2 separate regions of the Mus musculus genome follow, and region 1 is linked to region 2. Evidence: chromatin loops called from intact Hi-C (ENCODE). Cell type or tissue: left cerebral cortex. All regions are shown on one strand. Links, peaks and the distances in the headings refer to the core of each region. The heading gives the core; the rest is flanking DNA.

Region 1 (5,377 bases), core at 161-5,160, 53 kb after region 2:
CTCCTTTTCTTCATGATTTCTATCGTTTCCTTGTCTCAGAGATAACTAGCCTGTCGCTGGGAGGTAAGTTGGCTGACTAAGCATGTCTTGTTTTCAGTTCTAAAAATGACACTTTCAAAGGGGTCATGTTGCCAGAATGAGGGTTAAGTAAAATCCACAGTATGCATATTCAACAGAGATTTGATGCAGAAAGGATTTTATCTGTGAACCCAATCGCCCTGGCAGTTCACGTGGCGCTTTTACAGCTCCCAAACCACGGCTCGTCTGAGCTTCAGGGCTTCCTAGGAGGCCAACAGGGCAGAGGTTGTTTTCTTCATTGTGGAGTTGGCTGTCCATGGGGTGAAATGGCCTGCTTGTCTTGTCCAAGGTCACACAACCTGTAAGTCACTGAGCCCAAACTCAGACTGGCCAGCAGGAATCCTCTCCCACTTTTGAAAGTCTGACAAAACACAAACTCACATTGAGCCAAGTTTCACAGCCAAGTCTAAAAATTAAATATGACGGTATCAGTGGCCCGTCAGCAGCCAAGCTAGGTTCAATTCTGAGGCCTGAGAATTGGTGTGAAAATAGCTAATCTACTCAAGCAGATCATTTTAATTCACTCTAATTGCGTTTGGCCTTTTGAAGGCCCAGGGGACAAATCTCTCCTTTTTCATTGGCTTTTACTTGGTGTCTCCAGGTGCTATGAGGCTAAGAGATTTTCTGGGAGAATGGTTGCTCTGAGCCTTAGAAAGTTTCCCTCCTAATGAGTGTTAATTTTCTCCATGCCACTTGGGGGAGGGTCACAGCATCTGTGATGGCTAGCTCTGTTGCAGCTGCTGAAAACTGAGCTGTGCTTTAAGATCACATCGTGAAAGACAAGCGTAGGCAGAGTTAGGGCAGAGAAGACCTGGCAGGCTCTCCCAGTTCTGCTCACTCTCCTATGAGCATATCAATTCCCCGAGGATATAAGTGGCTTTTCTCGTCGCTCTGCCCAAATAGCTGACGGAAGGCAACTTAGGGGACGAAGAGTAGATTTTTGGTTTGTGCTCTGGGAAGACGTGGCAGCAGGAACGTGAGCCTGCGTGCTCCCGTTTCAATGGACCAGAAAGCACAGAAAAGGGAATGTCATCCCGTGTCTGGCTTTCTCCTTCCCCTTCTTATTCAGTCAGGGACCCCAGTCCATGTACTGATGCCAGTGTGGACATCCCCCTTAGTTAATTATTCTCTCTAGAAACATCTTCACAGATGTACCACTCAAAGGTGTGCCTCACCAATGTCCTGGGCATTTCTTTTCATTTTAGTTTTTTAAAAAAATGTTATGTATATGAAACTGCAGTCCATGTGGGTCCTGGGGATCAAACCCTGAGGATCAACAAGTGCTCTTAACCACTGAACCATCCCTCCAGCCCCATGTCCTAGGCTTTTCTTAATTCCATCAGTGTGACGCAATTCATCATCAAACAAACAATATTTCAATTACCCAATCAGCTACTTTTGAAAGTGTACAACCAGCATATGCCACAGATTAACATAGACACACACACACATCTATTCAGCACATAATCGCTTCCTCCCTCCATGCAGATGTGTGACACACATCTAAACTCCAGTGTTGGACACAAGGGGATTGATTATTCCCTGTTCCTAGGAAATCAGTGGGAGGGTTTAGAAATGATTTCTAAACCTTTAATTAATCCATGCTCCAGCTATCCCACACCACACAGCCAAGTAGCACTCCTGGGGACTCAAGAAAGGAGAGAGGAAAGCCTTTAGGTTGGAGCTCTGTCTGCTTGATACTGAACTACCTGTTGGCAGCAGTGATCTTCCAGGGTTAGAATTCACTCACACAATGTTTTTAGTCTTTGTTGTTTGGGTATAGCACAAATGGAAAATAAATATCAGCCGGTCGGGATGGTATTGGAATGGCAGTCTGCCCGTCCTGGGACAGAGATGCCTCTCAGTTGGTAAGGGTTCCTGCTCTAGGATTCTGGGTTTGACTCTCAGCACTCACGTGGTAGCTTACACAATGTGTTAACTTCAGTTCCAGACTTCTTTTGGCCTCCATTGGCATCACACACATGTGGTGTTTATTCATACATGCAGGCAAAATACTCATACACATAAAATAATTTTTAAAATGTTAAATAGTTTCTGACAAGGTTTTTAATTTATTATTTTAATAATAATCAATTATTTTAATCAATTAATCAATCAGTCGGTGTGGTGCTAGGGAATGAGCCCAGGAGCTGGAGCATGCTAGGCAAGTGTCCTACCCTAAGCAATGTTCCCAACCCCTGAACAGTTTTACAGAAGAAAGAATTGGGGTTCAGAAAGGTAGAAGTCACTTGCTCCTCATACCACATCGCCAGGAGATGACCAAGCTAGGATTGGACCCAGCCATTGGAATTGGAGTCTATGTGTAAGGCTGCCAGTGTTTGTACCCTTGCACCAATCACACTCACGGGTGTGTCCGGACCCCTACACTGCCTCTCAGGATGCTGGGGACTTGATAAGGAAAGTGTTTCACAGATCTCTCAAACAAGGGCCATAGCAATGTGGAGTGGGAGGGATGGTCACATTCTGTCCCTTTATAGGGAATCACCTCAGCAGTGAACATATGCTGGTGCAGCCTGCCGTGTCCACTACAGCCCTCTGCTCTGGAAACGGTGGCCCTTTTAGGAAGACTTGGCATTAGGTGGACAGCTTGATGGGACTGTCGAGTGAGGTGGGTGGCTTGCCTGCCATGGGACTGCACGTCAGACACTCTCCTAGGATAAGTGAGAGATGAGATGAAGGTCAAGAGTGAGGACATCTGGTCAGTGAGTAGGAGCCTGAAGTGGGTTGTTACTGAGTCAGGGGCGGGACAGAGAGGTGGAGCCGCTGTCCAGAAGCCCTCCTTACTTCTCAGGTCTGCCTGGCCATAGCCCCGCCCACCTGAGCCCACAGAGGTAAAACAATTATACTAAGGGAAAGAGCCGGGTCAGAGAGGGAAGAATGCTGGATGCTTTCACCTCTACGCTGTACCCTAAGTAGTTGGGATCAGAGAGACAGCAGAACTGCATCCGTGGAGGAACGAGATAGAGAAGGAGACAAGGGCTGTGTCATGGAGACAGTTTCACAGACAGGTCTGTGGCGTGCTGATGACAGTGCAGCAGGATGCATGTCTGAAAGCTAGTGAGCGGATCACTTGGAAACGGCTAATTTGGCGTTGTATGAGCGGAGGGTTAGCGCTCCTCTAGACAAGGACAGAAGAGGCCCTTGGGCCTAACAACACGCATACAGTTAGGGTACTGCCACCATAGTTTGTGGCGTCTAACCACTGTTTCTGTGTAGCTTGGTCTTTATATGGGCTCCCCAATAACTGGAGCAGGGGCTGTCCCCAAAGCTGTTGCCTGTCTATGGATCCCATTCCCCTAACTGGGCTGCCTTGTCTGGCCTCAGAGGGAGAATGTGCACCTAGCCCTGCAGAGACTTGATGTGCCAGGGTGCAGGGATACCCAAGGAGGGGGGGGGGCTTCGCCTTCTCGGGGGAGAAGGGGGGATGAGTGGAGGGGCTGTGTGTGTGTGGGGGGGGACAGCCATGGCAATATAAAGTGAATGAATAAACAAATTAATGGGAAAATGGCTAATTTGGGGACTGAAGAAATGAGTTGACAGTTAAGAGCACTGGCTGCTCTTCCACAGGATCTGGGTTTGATCCCCAGCATCCACAGGCAGCTTCCAGCCATCTGTAACTCCAGCTCTAGAGAATCAGACACTGTTCTGTTTCTCTAGGGACTGGGCGTAAAAGTGGTGCATAGACACACATGCTCATAAAACACACACAAATAAAAACGGCTAAGATGGTAACTTTTGCTGTGTGTAAAACTAAAAAAAAATAACCCTACATTTTAGAATAAATTACATTAAGCAACATTTATGTGACACCATGTGTATGCGCATAGAGGTCAGAGGACAATCTTCGGGAGTCAGTTCTCGCCTACCACCCTGTGGGTCCCAGGGATTGAACTCGGGTCCTCAGGTTTGGTTGAAGGCACCTGCACCTACTGAACCATCTCATCAACCCTGTACTGTAAATAAAGGGGTGGGCAGAGATCATGACTTGGTGTGGCAGCACAAACCTGTAATCCCAATACTCCGGAAGTAGAGGGAAAAGATGGCAAATGCAAGACTCGTCTGAGATGAATTTTAAAATCTTTACATTTTAAAAGGATCCTGCCATGAGACATGGAGAATATCCCAGCCTCAGAGTCAGTCTATTAAATGTGCCTTCCAATGGAAATCTGATTACCTGGCAGTCTAGAAGCAAGAGACAGCTCCAATTATTTTAGGAAAAAAATGTATTTTCAACTATCATTCAATCTACTAACTGAACTCAAAAAGACACCAAGCAGGAGCAGTGGTGACTCCCCGAGGTTCATCAGATTGTTATTAAGGCATTTTTAAAGCAGTTTTGTTGCAACTGTGAAAAAGAAGAGAAAGAGGAAAAGAGAAGGAGGAGGAACAAGAGGAGGAAGAGGAGGAGGGGGAGGAGGAGGAAAATTAACTGCTAAAAAATGTTTTGTTTTCAAGCATTCCATTCTTTTACAATTAATTCATTTAAACTCTGGCAATTTTGGTGCCATGGGCCTTGTCAGGTCTTCCACATTCTAGGGAGACACTCTCAGCAGTCAGTATGAGTCTGAAGCCCGTGATCTGAAAGAGTCCCAGTTTTCACAGAGATGATAGCTGAACTGTACGGGGTGCTGATGAGAATAAAGTAGAGAGGAGACAGGTCATAAAATACAAAGAAATGTAACTGCCACCCCACTCCCCTACCTTTTACCACACTCCCTCACTCCATCCACCATTTCCTCAGCAGAGGCCTTGATGCCTTGGACTCTGCCAAAGACAGGAACACCTCCCTAAGGCCACGGTGTCACTAACCAGTGAACAACCCTGCTTCTTTTCTGACTGAGAGAGGTTTGAAAGGTGTGGCAAGCAGGCCTCCAAAGATACTTAGCTTTGCTGCTAGAAATAGAGAGGACAGATGGCTGGCAGAAATGCCTAAGGGACAAGACTAGACGGCCTGGTGGCCGTGGGGCATCCTATGCTCTCCTCCTTCCTGCCAGGGCAATCCTCTGGCGGGACCGCCAAGAGTGCTGTCTACAGATGGCCTGGGCTGGCAGCAGAGTCCAAAGGCAGGCAGGGGGCCTGGTGTGATGACTTAATCAGTAAAGTATTCGCAGGGCAAGAATGAGGACCTGCGGCCAATGTGAGACCAGGAACCCGAGTAAAACCCAGGCACATGTATGAAATTCTCAATGAATCAATAAAAATATTATATAACATTTTTAAAAGCCAGACATCTAATCACAGAACGGGGGAGATGGAAGTCAAGGATCCCTGGGCTTGC
Region 2 (5,371 bases), core at 1-5,000:
AAAACTGACAACTGGGTGTGGGGCCTTTAATCCCCGAACACAGAGGAAGGTGGACCACGTGAGTCTGAGGGCAGCCAGAGCTGCACTGTAATGAGAGGAGACAGTCTCAAATAAAATTTAGAAAATAAGGAAGCATGACTGTGTGTGAGTATATTCCCAGCTGCTTGGGACACTAGAGCAAGACTGCCAGTTTAAAGACAGAATAAGCAACATAGCAAGAACCTAGCTCCAAAGAAAGAAAGGAAGGAAGTTAGTTAGTTATGCATAACTCGGTGGTAGCATACTTATCTAGCATGTACTAAAACCTAGGTTCAAACACTGCAAACACAAACACACACACACACACACACACACACACACATACCTTTAAGCCTGCTGTGGTGGTACACACTTGAAATTCCAGAATAATGGACATGAGAAGCAGAATTAGTTTAAGGCCAGCCTCACTCCAAAGGGACTACATGAGACCCTGTTTGAAAAAAGTAAAATCTCTTCCCTTTATATGCATTTTTAAAAAGATTTATTTATTTTATGCATCTGAGTACATTGTCTCTGTCTACCAGAAGAGGGCATTAAATCCCATTACTGATGGTTGTGAGGCACCATGTAGTTGCTGCGATTTGAACTCAGGACCTCTGGAAGAGCAAGTCAGTGCTCTTACCCACTGAGCCATCTCTCCAGGCGCTATGCATTTCTTTTAAAAAGATTTTTATCCATCTACCCCGTCTCCAGTTCTGCTCAGGGCCCAACTTCTCTCCCAACTTCTGGTCCTCTTTTTAAATAACTGTCAATAGTTCCTGGTATGATTAGTGCTCACCACCTTTAAAGCCAGGCGTGGAGGCAGATCTGGACCCCCAGCTGAGAGGAGAGGACTACTTGGGCCCACTGAGTTCTACACTAGCCTGGACAAAATTGCCAGGCCTCATCTTGAAAACAAACGCTCACTTTTTAAAGTTGTCCTTTAATGCCTGTCTATACTATTGATCCCTAAAGAACCTACCAATATCTCTTCAGGTAAGGGTCAAAATTTCCTATATGTGCACATTCTATGCAAGAGACCACTAACATATTTAAAATCACATTAGTCAGAATAGATAGGTACAGAAATCTTGCTATTTCTGATTATGATTCAAGGCAAGGTGCTCGGAACCAAGGTGTTTTGTTTTTGAGGCAGGGTCTGCTGGCCTTGAAATGCATATCCTCCTGCCTCCGACTACCTTGTGTTAGGATAATATGTGAATGCCACCAAGTCCATCTCAGAGTATCTCCTTCCAAGAGAGGCTCTCACTATGTAGCACTGACTGGCCTGAAACTCACTATGTAGACCAGGCTAGTCTCAATCTCGGACATCTATCTCTTTCTGACCCCTAGAGTCCTGGGATTAAAGGCAGGTACCCCCCAAATATTCTTTATCTTAAACAAAAAAGGGGAGTTCAGTTTAGACCAATTCAAAACTTTTGGTCCAAGTGTAAACTCTGACAAATTACCCTATTAGAGTACCTGAGACATACAGAACAGGTACACAACTGTCAGCTAAGCAAATATGTTTTGATACCAAAGAAGCTTTTTAACAGTAAAATCATGTCCACAAAACACCCCTATGGGTATGGTGGCACACACCCTTGATCACTCTCGAAGCAGAGGCAAGTGGATCTCTGAGTTCAAGGCCAGCCTGGTCTACAGAGCAAGTTCCAGGATAGCCAGGGCTACAGAGAGAAAGAAATCCTGTTTATTTTGGAGGGTGGGAGTAGGAGGGAGACACTCTTGGATCGTGGGATTGCCTTAGCAGTGCTCTTATAAACCAGGTTCTCAGCTGGTTGCAGACCTATTGCATCAGACTACCCGAGTCACATGCCACTGACAACATCCGGTCTGCCAGGTGATCACTTGGGAGGCAGAGGATTCTAGAGCTTCTTTTAATTTCCTGAATGACGATGGGTCACTTCTACGCTGCCAACGTCTTTTCCAGAAAACTACCACAAATCACAACCATCCTCAGTAATTACAAGCTTTTTCTTGCCTTACAGCACCCCTCCGTCCTATCTGATCTAGCACGGAAAAGCCTGATTCTTAAAGGTATGCCTTCAGGGTTGGAGAAGTGGCCACCCCAAATTTCAGGGTCACTGCATTTAGTCAAGAGTAGCCTCCAAAGTCCCCAGATGGTTCGACTGGGGTGGAGTAATCCTAGGGTGCTGCAGAAGTCACTCAGTCTGAGAGAGCAGCCTTTGATCCCTGCAAAACCCGGAGGACTACGCTGGGTTTGCTAAAGACGAATAAAACACTGAGAATGACCAAAATGTATAGAAAATTAATTCCCAGCCCGCCCCCCAAGTAAAACTCCAGCTCTGGCTTGCTGTAGCTACGCAAGGGCCTGACAGCTCTCCCTGCGCGTGCGTGCGTGCAGCTCCTTCCTAAAGCACTGGCGGCAGTCAGCATAGAGCACGCGCGGGGAGGGACCCAGGCCGCGGGAGCTGCAGGGAGAGGGGGACAAGCCCGGTTCCCAGCTTGTTCTACGGACAAGCCGGTAGAGCCGGCCAGTCGCGGGAGCATCTGACAAAAGCTGTAAGCTGTGACCTCTGAAGCCATGAGGGATTCAAGGGATACTGCGAGCTCCTGGTACTTACATCGTCGCCACTCACTGTCTGCTTTCACCAGCTGGTCCACCAGCCCCGGGTCCTTGAAGCGCTTCTCCTGCGTCTCTCGAATGAGGGCTGGGTCCCCTCCTTTATCCACCCGAAACAAATCCAGGTCCAGCACCATCCTTCTACCTCACCAGTTAACACTAAGAGAGGACTGTAAGCGGCGGGTGGACGATGCACTGCGCCTGCGCGCTGACCTGGTCTCACTGCGCAGGCACCCGGCAGCCCGGGAGGGGGCGGCGCCTAGCTCGCCGGAAGCCGCAGTGTTAGGCAGGGTCCAGAGGGAGTGGTGAGAAGTGAAAAGGGCGTGGTAGCCTTATGCGGGTTGTTTCTCTGCTGAACTCCTTACTGAAAGGCCTTCTGATCGCCCCCCACTGAAATCGTGAATGCCTCAGGTTCCTCTGGTTGAAGGGAGTATCTCGGTGTGGACCGAAGCTGACTTGGAAGACAATGCACTTTGCAGATGCCAGTTTTCCTCTATCTTGATTACAGAGCACACACCCAGTTACCTACCCTCAAGATTCTCGAGCCCTGGGGCTTTTTGTTTTGATACAGGGTCTCACAGTGTAGCTCTGACTAGCAACTATGTAAACCTGGCCAGCCTCAAACAAAATGTTGGGATTAAAGATGTGTGCCATTTCATCCTTTATTTTTCTTTTTATACTAGCCCTACCCCCTTCCTCCCGCAACAAACCTTTGCCAAGCCCCCCTGAGATAAAAGGACAAGGTTAGAGACCCTGATGGACTTAATAAACAGAGACACTGGAGGGAGGCTAGGAGGCAGGATAATCTGAGCTTGTCCCCTCCCGGTCTCCTGCAGCTTTGGCTACAGTTTTGTGTTGAAAACCAGGGGAAGAAGGGTTGGGTGTCAGAAGACAGTCCATGAGATGAGCACACCTCTCTTCTCACATATCCCTCACCCAAATCCAATAGACCTTTGCAAGAAGTTGTAGCTTATATTTACGATTGAAACTATTCTATGTTTATGTAATTTGAGCATTGCCAGGCTATTCTATCAACACGTTCAAGTTATTCTTTTTGTCTGTTTGTTTGTTTTGTTTGTTGAGATAGAATCTATAGGCCTGGCTGTCCTGGAGCTCACTATGTAGACCAGGCTGGCTTCAGACAGAGATGCCTGCCTCTTCCTGGGGAGTCTCTGGTATCAAAGGGGTGTGCCACCAAGCCCAACCTACACACACCTGTTACTCTTAAAGTGAGAAGACCTCATTTGAAATTACCTCTCTTGGCCAGATGTGGTAGTGCATGTCCATGTGCATCCCTTGTGAGTGGGAGCAGCGGGTGCATGAGTTCAGGGCCAGCATGTCTCCAAAAAACCCAAACCTAGTCAGGCTTAGTAGTAGGTGCCTTTTATATCACATCGGAGGTAGAGAGCTCTGTAAAGTCAAGGCCAGCCTGTTCTAAATACCGAACTCCAAGCCAGCCAGAGCTGTGTAGTGAGAATCTGTCTCAAAAACCAAACACACATACAACCAAACCAAAAACCTACTGCTCTCACACAGTAGAAAACATTAACTAACACGGAACCCACAAACCTGCTCTCCCCTTCCTGTGTCTTCTCCTAAAAAGAACACTTTCCTGAGTATCTAGCAATCGGACGGCTGGAAAATGGAAAGCAGCCAAGAGAAGTTATAATAATAAATGTTAAGGATAGAGAGCTGCAGTCTTTGCAGAAAATACTTGAAGACTGTCATCAAAGTGTTGGGGGTCACTGAACCCCTGAGAGGGTAAGATCCGTGTAATCTAAGGTATGAAAACAATGGCAGGTGCTTTGAGAGGTGGGGCCTAAGGAGTGCATCAGTCCTTTATAGTGTAATTCCAGAAATCACTTTGAAATTCTGGCCTCTCAAAAACAAACAAAACAAACTCCAGGGTTTTTTTTTTCTATTAGTTTTATTATTGTTTATAAATACCTCTCTTTGGGCTGGAGAGATGGCTCAGCAGATAAGACCGATGGCTTCTCTTTTAGAGGACCAAGGTTCAATTCCCAGCACCCAGGTGGCAGCTCACAACTCTGTGTTACTCCAGTTCCGGTGGATCTGGCACCCTCAAACAGACGTGCATGCAGACAAACCCCACCAGTGCATATGAAATAAAAATAAATTATTTACTGGGCAGTGATGGCTTACTAATTTAATCCCAGTACTGGGGAGGCAGAGATAGGCAGATCTCTATGAGTTTGAGGCCAACCTGGTCTACAGAGCAAGTTCGAAGTCAGCCAAGGTTACACAGAGAAACCCTGTCTTGAAAAACCAAAAGTTAAGGATCTGGAGAGGTGGCTCAGAGGTTAAGTCTTGCGCGCCAGACTCGACCAGCAAGAACAACGCTGCAACAGGATCCTTCTGCACACGTTTATTGGGAGAGCTTGATTGCAGAGGCTAAGAGACCCGGAGCCCAGAACTGGTGCTGCTTATATAGGCCTAGGAGAGGCGTGTCTCACACCCGAATTGGTTATGCACTAAGCCTCATTTGCATGTTCCTCATCTGATTGGCTACTCTCTCTCTCTGTACCTCACAGAGCCTCATTATTATTCCTCATTTGCATGTCTCACATCTGATTGGTTATACTCTCAAAGCCTCATTATCATGCCCGGGCCAGGCAGTGTCTTTGCAAAAAACTTTACTGCATATGTACACATTGGTTGTTTGTCCAAACTTATGCGTGGTGGCCAGCAGTAGTCAGTGCCACTCTGCAACGGCACATGTGGCTTCCC

The links. A loop is a pair of places that touch in the nucleus more often than their neighbours do. Peaks named below come from ENCODE experiments on the same cell type or tissue, not always from the same donor. Only the 100,000 strongest peaks of a DNase experiment are listed, where the experiment ranks them.
Region 1: a loop joins it to region 2, with 2.0 times the contacts of the local background. A loop is called at or near these places in 2 of 42 quality-filtered maps.

What each region holds. Positions count from the first base shown.
Region 1 is chr3:108,494,931-108,500,307 of GRCm38, forward strand. All of the region lies in intron 1 of Elapor1 (endosome-lysosome associated apoptosis and autophagy regulator 1), which reads right to left. Gm23336 (a small nuclear RNA gene) reads left to right here and starts at 3,188; the gene lies at 3,188-3,310. In left cerebral cortex, for the core only: no CTCF peak of the experiment used is centred there; no DNase peak of the experiment used is centred there.
Region 2 is chr3:108,442,373-108,447,743 of GRCm38, forward strand. Sars (seryl-aminoacyl-tRNA synthetase) reads right to left here and starts at 2,887. Exons shown (of 11, transcript NM_001204979.1): 1 at 2,625-2,887. The coding sequence starts at 2,760. In left cerebral cortex, for the core only: CTCF peaks have their summits at 558 (motif pointing right), 2,872 (motif pointing right), 3,883 and 4,086; DNase peaks (open chromatin) are centred at 1,882, 2,417 and 2,855; H3K4me3 peaks cover 2,266 bases; H3K27ac peaks cover 2,203 bases.